Regions from separate parts of the Mus musculus genome. Here region 2 is linked to region 1. A link is a contact called in ENCODE Hi-C data. All regions are on one chromosome and are shown on one strand. Each heading gives the region's core, a stretch centred on a gene start or an enhancer-like site at or near the end of the contact. The rest is flanking DNA. Distances are from core to core; before and after follow the strand shown. Region 1 holds the start of Map1s (microtubule-associated protein 1S). Region 2 overlaps Zfpm1 (zinc finger protein, multitype 1).

Region 1 (7,501 bases), core at 4,783-7,282:
GTTTTATCTTTTTTTTAAAAATATACGGCCATACAAACAAACAAACAATTTCTAAGAAATCTTGGCCCAACTCTTCTGTGACAACATGCTTTTTTTTACTACCCAGACAGGGTTTCATGTAGCCCAGGCTGGCCTTGACTCACTATGTAGTTGTTAATGCCCCTGATTGCTCTTGCCCCTACCTCACCAGTGCTGAGATGATAAGCATCTGCCACAACACCTGTCACAAATGACACTTTTTTTTGTTTGTTTTTCAAGACAGGGTTTCTCTGTATAGCCATGGCTGTCCTGGAACTCACTCTGTAGACCAGGCTGGCCTTGAACTCAGAAATCCGCCTGCCTCTGCCTCCCAAGTGCTGGGATTAAAGGCATGCGCCACCACGCCCAGCACAAATGACACTTTTAATTGATTACTTGATTTTATTATTTTGAGACAAGGTCTCACTCTGTAGGCCAGGCTAGCCTCAAGCTCAGAGTTCTGAGATCTGTCTACCTCGGCTTCCCCAATGCTCCCATTAAGGTGTGTGCCACCATGTGCAGCTTATTCAGGGACTTTAAATAATTTATTTTATTTTATTATGGGTGTTCCCTGCATGTATATATGTGCACCACTTTTGTGCCTGGTGCCCACCATACCCCTCTCCCTTTGCCACTTCCCTCTGTGGGCCTCACAGGGTAATGGAAAGACCTGGAGATGTTAAAAAAAAAAAAACAGGAGAGAAAACCAGTGACAGAGAGACTGAGGTGGGAGAGCTGGTTTGCCATGTTTGTATCTTGCTAGTGACCCTTGGTGGTGATGAACCCTGTTCTCAGGGATGTTCCCTGGCTGTGCTCATAGCACTCCTGGGGTCATGCGGTCATGTCATTCTTGTTTTCTTCATATTTACCATTGAGCAGTTGGATTCCTATTAATTTGGAAGTCCCATGGCTCAGTCCACTATGTCTCAGATGACTCAGACATGGAGTGCTGCTGCTGGCCCTGGGCACTGGGCTGTCCCCAGTCTCTTTGTCACTGGTTTTCTCTCCTGTTTTTTTTTTTTTTTTAAACATCTCCAGGTCTTTCCATTACCCTGTGAGGCCCACAGAGGGAAGTGGCAAAGGGAGAGGGGTATGGTGGGACTTGCTTGTCACCCCAACATTAGGAAGGCTGAGGCCAGAGAGATCAAGAGTTCAAGGTCAGCCTGAGCTACATAAAATGTGATCTCAAAACAAAAAGAGAAACAGAAAAGAAGCTATTCAGCTGGCTCAGCTGGCACAGGCACTTGGCATCAAGCCTGAGGACCTGAATCAGGGCACTAGATCCCACTATTGTGGAAGAGGGGAACTCTTCTTCTTACTTCTTCTTTCTTCTTCTTTTCTTCTTCTTTTTGAGACAGGGTTTCTCTGTATAGCCGTGGCTGTCCTGGAACTCACTCTGTGAGTGAAGCTGGCCTTGAACTCGGAAATCTGCCTGCCTCTGCCTCCCAAGTGCTGGGATTAAAGGCGTGTGCCATCACTGCCTGGAGAGAACTTACTTCTAAAAGTTGTCCTCTGTCGCATGCACAAGAGTGGTTGCATGAGCACACACATGCAGAGCCTATTTTACCGAGTGTGGACCCACACACTTGACATACCAGCCACTCAGGAGACTAAGACAGGAGAAATGCAAAATGAGGCCATCTTTGATAGCAAGACACACCTCGTTCCAGATGTTCTCAGTTCAGATGGAGGTTCTGAAAGGGCCTCCACACAGTTACACATGTCAAAAAATTCCTGAATAGAGGACAGGAGAGATGGCTCAGCCTTGAAGAGCACTGGTTACTTTTCCAGAAGTTCTGAGTTCAGTTTCCAGCAACCACATGGTGTGATTCACAGCTGTCTGTAATGCCATCTGTAGTGGGATCTGATGACCTCTTCTGTCATGCAGGGAAACATTCAGATAGGACACTCACATAAACCATAAATAAATCTTTAAAAAGTTACCTATGCTCATGAATTATCAAACATTAAGATTTCATTAAGAAAACAAAAAACAAACAAACAATCAAACAAAACAAACGAAAGTGAAGTAAAGCTGGGTGGTGGTGGAGCCTTTAGTCTCAGTACTCACTGGGTGGTGGTGAAGCCTGCCTTTAGTCTCAGTACTCAGGAGGCAGAGGCAGGCCAGTCTCCACATAGTGAGTTTCAGGACAGCTATGAACAAGCAGGCGTCCCGCAAAATACCGAAAACAAGCAAACCAACTGAGTATTGTTGACAGTTCCTGTGGGTCATTTGCATGTAACTGCCTCACTTAGTACCAGCTGGATATGAACAGCAGGTGTGAGGGGCTCGGCAATCAACCAGTACAGACGTGATAGTGTAGAAATAAAGAGGAGTTGGGAGGAAGAGGAAAGAGGACCTGGCCTGAGGGAATGCTGTCACAGAAGCCAGCGCTAAAGGTGGGATGGAGCTGTCTGACTGGCTTGTTAGGGAGAAAGGAAAGGCATGGGATTGGTGCCAACTGGAGGGAGCTTGGCCCAGGGCTCCCGCAGGGAACTCCAGGAGCTGCAGGAGGCTGGCGGTAAGTCTATGGTAGCTGTCAGAGCTATGGCAATGGCTCACAAAGCTCAACAGGGCTAAGCTTGGTGCCCCACATCTGCCAGCCCATGGTTGTGAGGTGGAGGTGGGAAGATTCTAAGTTCCAGGGGAGCCTCCTTTATGTCTACCTAAAAAAGACTGGCTGGGGGCATGGTTCAGAGGAAGAGTGACAGCCTAGATTCACCCAGGGAGGGGCTGGGGTTGTGCCTCAGGGGAAGTGTGACAGGCTAAGATCCCACCGGGAGGGGCTGGGGCTGGGGCCTGGCCTATCAGTGATAATTTTGGAATTTGGGTTTCTTGAAAAATGCAGAAACATAAGAAAGTGTTTTTATTTTAACCCCAGGTGTGCAGATACGGGGGCTCCTATGCACTGGCTGCAGCAGTTGGCTGTGATTTATGTCATGCTCTAGCGGAGATGTGGTTTTGCTAGCTAATAAATACTATGATAGATATAGGATAGGTGGTTGTTGTTCAAGGGGGTTGACTGCGGTTTGTTGGTTTATACTCGAAGAAACAGGGATCTCTTTCCCCTTTATCCTTCTTTCTCTCCTATGTAGTGATTGAGGGTGAAACTGGGCTATAAAGGGTGGGAAAAAGAACCCACAAAGTTGCAAAGACCAGCTATAACTCAGGGATAGGGTGCCAGCCTAGACTCCCCCAGGGAAAGTGCTGGAATGTGGCTAGGGGTGGCTGGTGATGTGGAGCCCCAGGCCTGGCTGCAGAGGCAGAGAGGGATGTCTGGCTAAACAGCTTGGGAGTGTTGCGGAATAGAAAGTCTGACTGCCTCAAGGGCTCACAGCTTCCTCCCTCCCCTCCCCCCATCCCTGTCTCCACGGGGACCAGACAGCTGCTCCATTAGCTGACTGGATCTAGGTGTGGATAGAGGTGAAGGAAGTGACCTGAGTCCCAAGTGACCACTGAGTCTTTCTCTCCAGGAGACTTGCAATCCCCACGCCTTGACTCCCAACCGTAGGGATAGGAAAAGCTCAAGGACATTTCTCTCTCTCTCTCTCTCTCTCTCTCTCTCTCTCTCTCTCTCTCTCTCTCTCTCTCTGTGTGTGTGTGTGTGTGTGTGTGTGTGTGTGTGTGTGTGTGTATTTTGCAAAACTTGAGGTCCACAAAGCCTAATGAAAACCCTTTCCCCAGCTGACTCATGGCAGAGATGTACTGTGGAGCTCCAGGCCCAGAGACCAGATAATGACATTAACACTCACTACTAATGTAAGTGGTATGCATGCAGTCTGTTGTGCCCAAAGCTGAGAGACTGAGGCAGGAGACTCATCAGTTTGAGGTCACTGTGGAATGTATAGAAGTGGAAAAAAGAGAACAGTAGAGCCTTAGGCAGCAGGAGAGCTCACAAGTCAGCCAAGGGCTCCTGGGTTCAAATCCTGAGGGACTCTGTGAACATTAGCATGAAAAGACTGAGTAAATGAATGAGTGGAAAGTGGGGGATGTGCTGTTGGCTCCATTGTGCAGAACCCTCAAGCCTCCACTGTGTCCCCTGCACAGAGCAGAACCAGAGAGTGTGACCCTGCTGGTTTTCACCAGAGCTCCAGCTCTGATGTGGTGGTAAGATTTCACCGTGCAGCCCTGGCTGGCCAAACCCTTTCTACGTAGACAAAGCTAACCACATACAGACATCTTCCTGCTTCTGCCCCCTCCCCAGTGTGCTGGAATTAGATGCATGCCAACATGCCTGTCTCTTCTTTTTTAAAGATTTCTTAGTGTCTGAGTGACTGTGCATATGAGAGCATCCATAGAGGTCAGAGGGGGTGTCAAATCCCTTGGAGCAGGAGTTCCATGAAGTTGGAACCTGTGCTATGGGTGTTGGGAATGGAATGTGAGTCCCCTGCAAGAGCAGTTAAGACCTCTTAAGATTTGAGCTATCCCTGTAGTCGCTTGTGTTGATTTTACTACCCTAGTCTTTCCTGGGACTTGCTCTATTTTCCAGGTTAGCTTTGAACTCCCTATGTAGCCCAGGGTGGCCACAGACTGTCCAAGGTCACTCAGTCTTCTGTGATGAGTTAGGGGTGTGGAGATGCACTGCCAAGCCCATTCTGCACTGGATCTTAGCCAGAGGGCAGAGAATGGACCATCCCAGTTCTGTTTCCGTTATAACAACAGAGGAAATCACAAGCCATCAACTTCTGCAGGCTGACCAGTTAAGGGGGAGGAGTCAGGATTCAGGAAGGATATTGGCGCCAAAAGAGTATCCAGGAAGCTCAGACCATGGCTTGAGGACTTGGCTGATGCTACGGACTGATGGAGGAAGTTGGCTTGGGGAAGTCCTTTACAGAACGTCTGTCAGCAGCAGGCTTGATTTGGGTTCCTGATGCATCACACCAGTCCTGAATTGCCTTTGCTTGTTTTTCATTTATTTTAAAAGTCTGTCTGTCTGTCTTGTCAACACTGTGTACACCAGTGTTGGCCTTGAACTCACAAAGATCCTCTTGCCTCTGTCTCTAGAGAGATGATGAGGTTAAAGGCATGAATCTTTGTCTTTTTAAATTGTTGTTTCTTTTTGATATATGACTTGATGTAGCCTAGGCTGGACTCATATTTGTTAGGTAGTGGAGGTTGACTGTGAATGGAAGCACCTGGCTGGGCTTAGTTGTTTACTCCAGAGACAGAAGGCTCACTCTTGAGGGGAGCCAGCTGGTCCTTCTTGGGGTGAACAGCATTTCAAATACTTAACATGGAATGGCCAAAAAAGAAGTAAGATTGGACTGGGTGGTGGTGGAGCACACCTTTGAATTCAGCACTCAGGAGGCAGAAGCAGGCAGATCTCTGTGAATTTGAGGCCAGCCTGATCTAGAGAGCAAGTTCCGAGACAGCCAGGGCTACACAGAAAGACCCTGTTTCGAAAAACAAATAAACCAAGATGCAAGTTTGGGGTGAAAATGTTCCAGGTCTGAGTGGGAGCCACATAAGCAGTCTCCATCACACATAGCCCTAGTGAATCCCAAGCTGTCTACTGTCCCAACGTGTGGGAAGCTGTGGAGGCAGGAAGATCACAGTCCCAGGGTCATCTAGAGACAACCTGACTTGGTGTCAGATAGGCTTGGTGACTTTACCCCTCCAAAATGTCCTTTCTTCCAAAATGACCCGGCCCAGCACACACACCTAGCAAGCAGCTACACATCCCCAAGCTCTCTTCTGTCCAGGTTCTAACTCAGGAAGCTCGCAGGACCTAGCCGACTCTGGTTCTGTGCAGAACCCCTGTGATGGAATGAGTTTTCGGGGGACAGAGATTCTAAGCGTTGCTTAGCGGGAGAATGAATGAGGGAATGAATGAAAAATGAATGGATGAAATTTGGGAGGGATAACGGTATCTTAGTACACAGCCAGTCTCAGTCCTCTTCGGGCTCCCAAAGCCTAGCGGGCATTGACAGAGGGGTGGAGAGGAGGGGGCGCTTCCGGCCGGGGTCTCCGGTGCTTCCGGTAAGCTCCCTGAAGGGGCGTGGCCAGCGGGGCGGGGCGCTCAGAGCGTCGGGGCGGTGCGAAGATGGCGGCAGTGATGGCGGCGCCGGAGGCTGTGGAGGCGCCCAGCTCCCTACTGTTGCTGGTGGTGGGTGGCGAGTGTGGCTGCCCCGGGCTGCTGGCCTACGTCATGGAGGAGTTGGAACGAGGTCGGGTCCGTGGGGACTTGGGGCGGTGGCAGCGGGGCGGGGCGGGGCGTCCGGGGCTGGGGGTTCCGGCGCGCGGCGGGCCGGGGTCCGGGTGGGGTGCGGGGTCCCTGGACGCAACGTTCCGGGCGTGGCCTACGATCCAGACGGGCATAGGGTTGCGCACGTGCCTAGCGGCGGCCTGGACAAAACTCTGCCACACGGGTTACTGGGTCTGGGTGGGGCGCGGCAGGCTGGGATCCGCGTGGGGCACGTTAGATGTGGCGTCACATTCCGGGGATACAGGGTTCGGGGAGCGGCCTGCGGCCGGGTGGGCGCTGCGTCCCCGACTTCGGGGTTCTGGCGGTGTGCGGCCTCACTCCCACGGCCCCTCCCTTCGCCTGGCTGGCAAGTTCCCCCGGCGCCCGGGGGCCTGCTTTCCGGGGGTGCTAATTGGTGCGTGGGTGGCGCGGCCGCCCCGGGGATGCTTGGCACGAGGGGAGCTGACTCAGGCGCACCTGCCACACTGGGGCATCGAGCGCAGCAGCATCCTCTGCAATGGGGTAGCGAATGCGATGCCTATGCCTGTTACCCCTGCAGTCGTGAGCTGAGGCCAGAGGAGCACTGCAAGTTCCAGGCCAGTCTGGGCTACAAGACAACCTATTCAAAATAAGTGCTGGGATTCAGTCGATAGATCTAAAGTTGCCTGGAGTGCTTGATCATGGGCTTCATCCCCAGCATTCTTCACTTGTCATCTCAGCACCTTTGAGATGCACATCAGATAAAGGGCTTGTCCTTAACTTCATAGAGCAGTTGTATTCAGCATGGACTACGTGAGACCATGTCTCAAAAAAAAATCAAATCCCCAGAACAATGTAGAATGCCCATCGAGGTGCATGGTCCTTGGGCCTAAGTGGGACAGCCTCAGCATACAGGCTGGGCTGAACGACAGGCAGTGTCCCTTGTCTTCTGAGAAGTGCTGATGTGCTGGGGAAGAGGACTCAAAGCAAGCAAGACTTCCATGGTGTCAGGGTACTTGAGGATGCTGAAGGCCTAGAGCAGGAGTTGCCTAGAGCAGGAGTTCTCAGCCGGTGATTCATGACCCTTCTGGAGAGGGGCTGCATATCAGATATTTACAGTTTGTAACTAGTAAAATTAGTTATCAAGGAGCAACAAAAATAACTTTATGAGGCTGGAGAGGTGGCTCAGTGATTAAGAGCAAACTTTTTCCAGAGAACCTGAATGAGGTGGAAACTTAAGGGTACTTTGGAAAGTCAGTTGGATGGGGTTTTGCTGGGGGCAAATGTGAAAGAATGTTTCATTAAAATAGATAAAGATA
Region 2 (6,582 bases), core at 413-2,912, about 51 Mb after region 1:
GATGTCATCCAGGGCTGGGGGGAGGGAGAGTTGGAGCCAGGAGGGAGAGACAAATGATGGCTGGAGGGGCAGCGAGTGGGACAGATGCCAGGGCTCTTCTCTGACCTAGACACACCTGAACAGAGGAGCCGGGGGCCGGGAGCTGAACTCCTCCTCCGAGGCCTACCTGAGAGACCCAGACAGGGAGAAGAGTGACCACAAAGCCCTGTCCCAAGCCCCAACCTATCCTGATGCAGGGCAATGACATTCACACACACACACACACACACACACACACACACACACACACACACACACACACACGGAAACAGAGAAGGGACCTGCATGGAGGCGCAGGACCTCTGTTTTGGGGCAGCCAGGAACTCATGGCCCATTTCCCTGGGGACTTGATGTGCTGGACAGCAACCACTGCTCCCTCCTAGCACTGCTCCCCAAGGTTGCATGCACCCCATGCCACAGTGCTGCAAGGGGGTGCGGTATGGTGTTCCATGCACTGGGACTGCCACAGAAAGAGCAGCTTGTGCAGCGTCAGCAAAGTGGCGTGCGTGTGCGCGCTCGTGTTTTTATCATGCGGTGAACACGCTGCTCCGGAGAGCGATAAGCGTTAAACCGACCGCGAGGCTGTCAGTCTCAGTTTGAGGGTTTAGAAATATTGGGACGAATAATTAGATTTCATATCGTTACCACAGCACCCATCAGAGGATCAGGCAGATTAATTTTCTCACCCTCCTCCGCTCATTAATATTCATTAGAGTAGTGGAAGGCTGAGGCAGGGAGGGCCAGACCCAGCCACCTCACTGACAGCCATCTGCTGGGGCCAGGAACAGCTAGCCTGTGAGAGTCAGAGGCCCCCTGTGTGGCTGCCCACACCCGTCTGCTGCTTACTCTGTGCTATCCAACTGTGACCTTGAAAGCTCACCTACCCCCTGCATCCCTGGGAGCCACCTCCTGACGGAAGCCAGCCGATCTGAAGCAGGCTCTTGGGTAGAATGCACTCCCTCAGTGGACGTGTGGCAACTGCCAGCAAGGTCCAGGGTGCAAGGCAATACCTAGGTCCAGAGATGCCTTACTGTTCATGTTATCCTTCAAGCAGAGCATAAGTAAGCAGCCGTGGCCAGTATACACAGCTCTAGGGCTTCCTGTATCCTCACATTCATCTGTGCCCAGGGCAGAAAGGCCCACAGAGAAGGGCACAGCCTCCCTAGCCCCCAGCTCTCCCACCGCCCTGAGATGGTGGCAGGACAAGGAAGGGGATTCCTTCCCCTATCCTGACAGCAACTTTGTCATGTGGGCCTCACCGTGCTGGCATACAGGAAACTGAAGCCAGAGGTGCAGGTGTTACCTGCTAGGACTCCAGGGCTCCCCTTCAGAACCAGCTTATCTCCACTCCCTGCTCCATGGCAAGCCACGTGGCAGCAGGCAGGTGACGTGGAAGCCACCGGGCTGGGCTGTCATGACCTCATGGGTCACTGGGAGTTCCCAGCTAGTAGGCCTTATCTTGTTGGCTCTGTATATGCCATGTGAATGCGATCTGTAAAGAGTTGGTCCACAGGGGTCACAGGAGAAAGGTCAGACCTGAACCCTGACGTTTGGCCCCAGAGCCTATGTGGGCATCACACACAAGGGGACCCAGGAGTGCCAAGCACTGTCCTGGCAGTTCCCCTTACAGTCAGCAGCCTGTTTCTCCTCCTGTTCCAGCCTGTTGGTCATCTTCCTTACCCAGTGAGCTCATTGCCATGACCACCGCAGCGGTTCTTAGGAGCCGGGAGTGAGCAGGGGCTCTAAGCTTTGGGTTAAGAGTTCCTGGGGTGCAGGTTTCTGAGTGAAAGGCATTTATTTGAATCAAACAGCGAATGGCCGACAGGATGATACACAGGCCTGCTCTGCCTTTACACATAGTGCCCGAGTGGCTTAGTCCAGGGGCTAAGTAAGCTCAGCGAACAGGGAGGTGCCCAAGTGGCAGCAGTCACCCACCCCACCCTCCAAGGATAGACAGGACTGGGCCTCTGCTGTCCCTGCCTTCCACTGGCTGTGTCTCATCCTCCACCGGAGACCAAATCCCAGCCCAGCCTTCCAGCCTGGGCTGCACAGAGACATGGCCACGTACACTTACTTCCTCTGCTGCTGGGCTGAGAGCCAGGGTGCAGGGGGCAGGAAGCAAGCAGCTTTGGTGGCCCTGGGGGGCTGAGCCCAGAGCTCTTCCCTTCCAGGTTCAGATGGAGCTGCAGAGGAAGTGTGTGGCACAGCCCTAGGCTGGAACTTCTAACCCCAACCCCCTCCCCTTTATTCTGTCTCAGTTCCCTGGCCCATATGATGGGGAAGAGGGCACAGAGCCTCAGCTACCCACTACCCCTCGCTCCCTGGCAACACAGCTGTCTTGGGTTGGGGCAGCCAATCTCAGGAGAAGGACAGTGCTCTCAATGAACGGACAGGGCCAAAAGTTCCACCCTGCACCAGAAAGGAAAGCTCTACTGTACAGAGACATGGGCTCGTGCTCTCCCTCTCTCCCTCTCTCCCTCTCTCCCTCCCTCTCTCCCTCTCTCCCTCCCTCCCTCCCTTTCTCAGTTCCTTGCAGGAATCTAGCAGTTGCGTGGTATGGGCCATACCCTTGGTGCCAGCAGCTCTGCTGTCACAGAAAGAGAACACACATCAGCAGGCTCTATAGATTCAGTGCTTGACAGCTCTAGACCTTTGTTCCCAACAGAGACCAATGCATAGCCTGGGAATGCACAGCTCCCTGCCATGCCTCCAGTTATCATAGTGTTTGAACTACACAAGTCCTACTGCTATGAGCTACCAGGCTGCTGACCACCACTACACAACAGAGCAAAGCCCCCCACTCGGCATCCTATATAGACTGAGCCTTTCCCATCTCCACTCTTCTCTAGGGCCCAGCTGTGACCCTGATGGTGGATGAGAGCTGCTGGCTAAGGATGCTGCCCCAGGTCCTAACTGAAGAAGCCGCCAACTCAGAGATCTACAGGAAGGGTCTGTATCTCATGCCTGCCTCCCTCCCCGCTAAGGTCTTTCAGAAGGCAGGGTCACTTGGTTCTGACTGGTCCAGCTCTTAAAGGGACACCAGCTTATCTGGGTAACAATCAAACTGCCTGAGAGAGCACCCTGAACCCCATCTGAGAGGATGATGGACAACCTTTGGAGCTGCAATCCCATGCGAATCATAACCACTGACACAAGAGCTAGAGGGACCACCCTGGGCCCTCTACAGCCAGCCCCTGAACACAAGAGCTAGAGGGACCACCCTGGGCCCTCCACAGCCACTGAACACAAGAGCTAGAGGGACCACCCTGGGCCCTCCACAGCCACTGAACACAAGGGCTAGAGGGGCCACCCTGGGCCCTCCACAGCCACTGAACACAAGGGCTAGAGGGGCCACCCTGGGCCCTCCACAGCCACTGAACACAAGGGCTAGAGGGGCCACCCTGGGCCCTCCACAGCCACTGAACACAAGGGCTAGAGGGGCCACCCTGGGCCCTCCACAGCCACTGAACACAAGAGCTAGAGGGACCACCCTGGGCCCTCCACAGCCACTGAACACAAGGGCTAGAGGGGCCACCCTGGGCCCTCCACAGCCACTGAGAGCTCTGCTTCTCTACGTGGGCTTAGGGGGAGACTGAGCAAGAAGAGCTTCCGGGGACCACTGAAGGCAGCCTGCACTAGAAAGGAACACGCCCCAACACCAGATTGGATGTTGGCAAGCCGTCAGCCATGTGCTTGCACCACCAGGACTGACCTGCCCATAGGCTTCTACAACACAGTTCTGCCCAAGTGTGCCATCCACAGAAGACAGAGGCCCTTATAGGGATGATACTGATAAACATGACCTGATCTGGGTGGGGCCTGCAGACAGGGTCACAGTGACCACAGGAATCCTGTGGACATTGTCGCTTGATTTTTCCTGTATCACTTGGCCCATAATGGGACTTACACAGGCTCTACCCTGCAGCTCAGCTCCTACTGCCACCTTAGAACATACATACTCCCTTTTCTTTTCCCACTTTCTGCTGGGAGTGGCCACTGGCTTGAGACTGAGGCCAGAAGTGTCCCTACTCACAGCTCACAGGGTTCCAGGCCATGTGGCAGAACTGCTGGCCCAGGACACCTGGGTTTTTGTGGATTGAGGCTGCCCTCTACAGGCTACTGTGGGAACAGCACCAGGCCCATGCCCAACAGATTGAAAACCTGCCTGTTCTGGAGCCCAATGCGTTAGGACACCCCTCTACCCCAGCCAAGTGATAGTGATTACATACAACCCCCTCATATATCCCTGCCCATGTCTACCCTTTTACTGGAGATGTAAGCTCCCCCAATCCTTGCCTCAGACACAGGATAGCACACCACAAATCCAGCCAGCCACGAACGTGAGCCTGAATGCAGCCACTTCCTGCCTTTTGCCCAGACTCAGTCATCCCTGGCCATACAGCAGGGCCCCAGGGTGGGAGACAAAGGGAAGCACCCCCATTAAAGGCCCAGGATCATCACAAGTGCCTGTACCCTACAGATGACGCCCTCTGGTGCAGGGTTACCAAAGTGGTGCCTTCTGGTGGACTGCTATATGTGCGCCTTGTCACCGAGCCCCATGGTGCTCCCAGACACCCTGTGCAGGAACCAGTAGAACCTGGAGGCTTGGCCCCAGTGCACACCGACATCCAGCTGCTGCCCCAGCAGGCTGGCATGGCATCCATCCTTGCTACCGCAGTCATCAACAGTAAGTATGTGACTCCCAGGGGCAGACTTTGGTTGACACTCAAGTCAAAGGTTAGGGCAGATCCTGGGGGGGGGGGTGGTCAGCATGCAAAAGGTCCAGTTTACACACACGGGGAGGGGGGGGCAGGGGATAAATTATGCTCCAGTAAGACACTGAACTGAAGGACAGTACCCAGCTGATGCAGAGTGACCCGAGTGCTAGATTGTACATGGCCTGCTACCATAGGAAGGGCTCAGCCCCAAGGGACCTGGTGCGGGCCCCCTGAGAAGTAGAAAGAGAAGGTGGTGGCAGGCATGGGTGTAATATATGCCTAAAGGCAGCAGTAGGAGCTGAGTCCTCATGTCCCCTGTGCAGGGACAGGAGAATCCCCAGTGCCTGGGTGGGTCCTACGATTAGACGGGGCCTTCAGGGACACAATGAAAGGAGAGCTAAGCCACCAAAAGCCAGTACCTCAGCCTGGAGCTGTCAAGGCCAGGCCCTTCCTCATCCAGTCAGTACCTCACCCCCACTTGTACCCCTACCAGAGGACGTCTTCCCCTGCAAAGACTGCGGGATCTGGTACCGTAGTGAGCGGAACCTGCAAGCCCACCTGCTCTACTACTGTGCCAGCCGCCAGCGTGCAGGCTCTCCTGTCTCGGCGACGGAAGAGAAACCCAAAGAGACCTACCCCAATGAGCGTGTCTGCCCCTTCCCCCAGTGCCGAAAGAGCTGCCCCAGCGCCAGCTCGCTGGAGATCCACATGCGCAGCCACAGTGGTGAGTGCCCCGTGCCTGCCCTGGCCAAGCCAGGCCCTGCACTGGACTGGTGGTCAGGAAAGCTTGCTCTGCCACCATGTGCTATGCAGTTCCCCGTCCCTCCACAGCCTAGCGCAAGGCTTACCTGTGGCTATATGCACACTTAATAAAAGGCTGGGTGTGTACTTGACGCTGGGCGGCATATGACTGATGCGAACTAAAAGGGCCAGTGTTCCTTCCTTGTCACTGGGATCCATCTCTGTGTTCCAGGAGAGCGCCCCTTCGTGTGCCTCATCTGCCTGTCGGCCTTCACCACCAAGGCCAACTGTGAACGCCATCTCAAGGTGCACACAGACACGCTCAGCGGTAGGTGTGCTGGAGGGGGCCGGGATGGGGTCTCTGGGGCTAAACCTGAGCCCCAGGAACCTGACCACAACAGTGTGGCCTACAGGTGTCTGTCACAACTGTGGCTTCATATCCACCACAAGGGACATCCTCTACAGTCACCTGGTGACAAACCACATGGTGTGCCAGCCAGGCTCCAAGGGTGAGATCTACTCACCAGGGGCTGGACACCCAGCAGCCAAACTTCCTCCAGGTAAGCAGCCATACTGGAGCCTCACTGGCCCTTGGATAAGTGAAGGGGGGAGGGGCCTGTCCATAGGCATCACATGGTGTCCTTGTCAACCCTAGAACCCCAATCCCTTCTGCCTACCACATCCTACCTAGGGCCTGCCCTGGGCCTGACATGCAGCCCTGTGTTCTTGTAGACAGCCTGGCAGGCTTTCAACAGCACTCGCTGATGCACAGCCCCCTGGTTCCCGCTGACAAGGCACCCACCCCATCCTCAGGACTGGACAGTAAGGCCGAAGTCACCAACGGAGAGACCAGAGTGCCCCCCCAAAATGGGGGCAGCAGTGAGTCCCCTGCAGCCCCCAGGACCATCAAGGTGGAGGCTGCAGAGGAGCCTGAAGCCACCCGTGCCTCCGGTCCGGGAGAGCCAGGTCCCCAGGCTCCGTCTCGGACACCTTCACCACACAGCCCCAATCCAGTCAGGGTGAAGACAGAACTGTCCAGCCCCACGCCTGGCTCTAGCCCAGGGCCGGGAGAGCTAACAATGGC

Evidence for each region. Hi-C counts contacts between places; a loop is a spot of excess contacts on that map.
Region 2: a loop to region 1 is called in a map of T-helper 17 cell, with 57 times the contacts of the local background. The contact joins the enhancer-like site here to the promoter of Map1s in region 1. A Hi-C loop is called at or near these places in 4 of 37 maps with a recorded cell type or tissue (T-helper 1 cell, T-helper 17 cell, T-helper 2 cell and 1 more).

Annotation. Positions count from the first base shown.
Region 1 is chr8:70,899,942-70,907,442 of GRCm38, forward strand. Map1s (microtubule-associated protein 1S) reads left to right here and starts at 6,033. Exons shown (of 7, transcript NM_173013.3): 1 at 6,033-6,186. The coding sequence starts at 6,063.
Region 2 is chr8:122,329,202-122,335,783 of GRCm38, forward strand. It overlaps Zfpm1 (zinc finger protein, multitype 1), which reads left to right. Exons shown (of 10, transcript NM_009569.4): 5 at 2,889-2,988; 6 at 4,520-4,726; 7 at 5,251-5,481; 8 at 5,731-5,826; 9 at 5,912-6,058; 10 at 6,231-6,582. Among named protein-coding and RNA genes, the nearest start is that of Gm46056, 12 kb to the right of the region's middle. RefSeq lists an enhancer at 470-760. Within about 2 kb of position 1,663, at least 1 of the 3 ENCODE cell types and tissues checked has a DNase peak (open chromatin) inside an H3K27ac peak, as active enhancers do.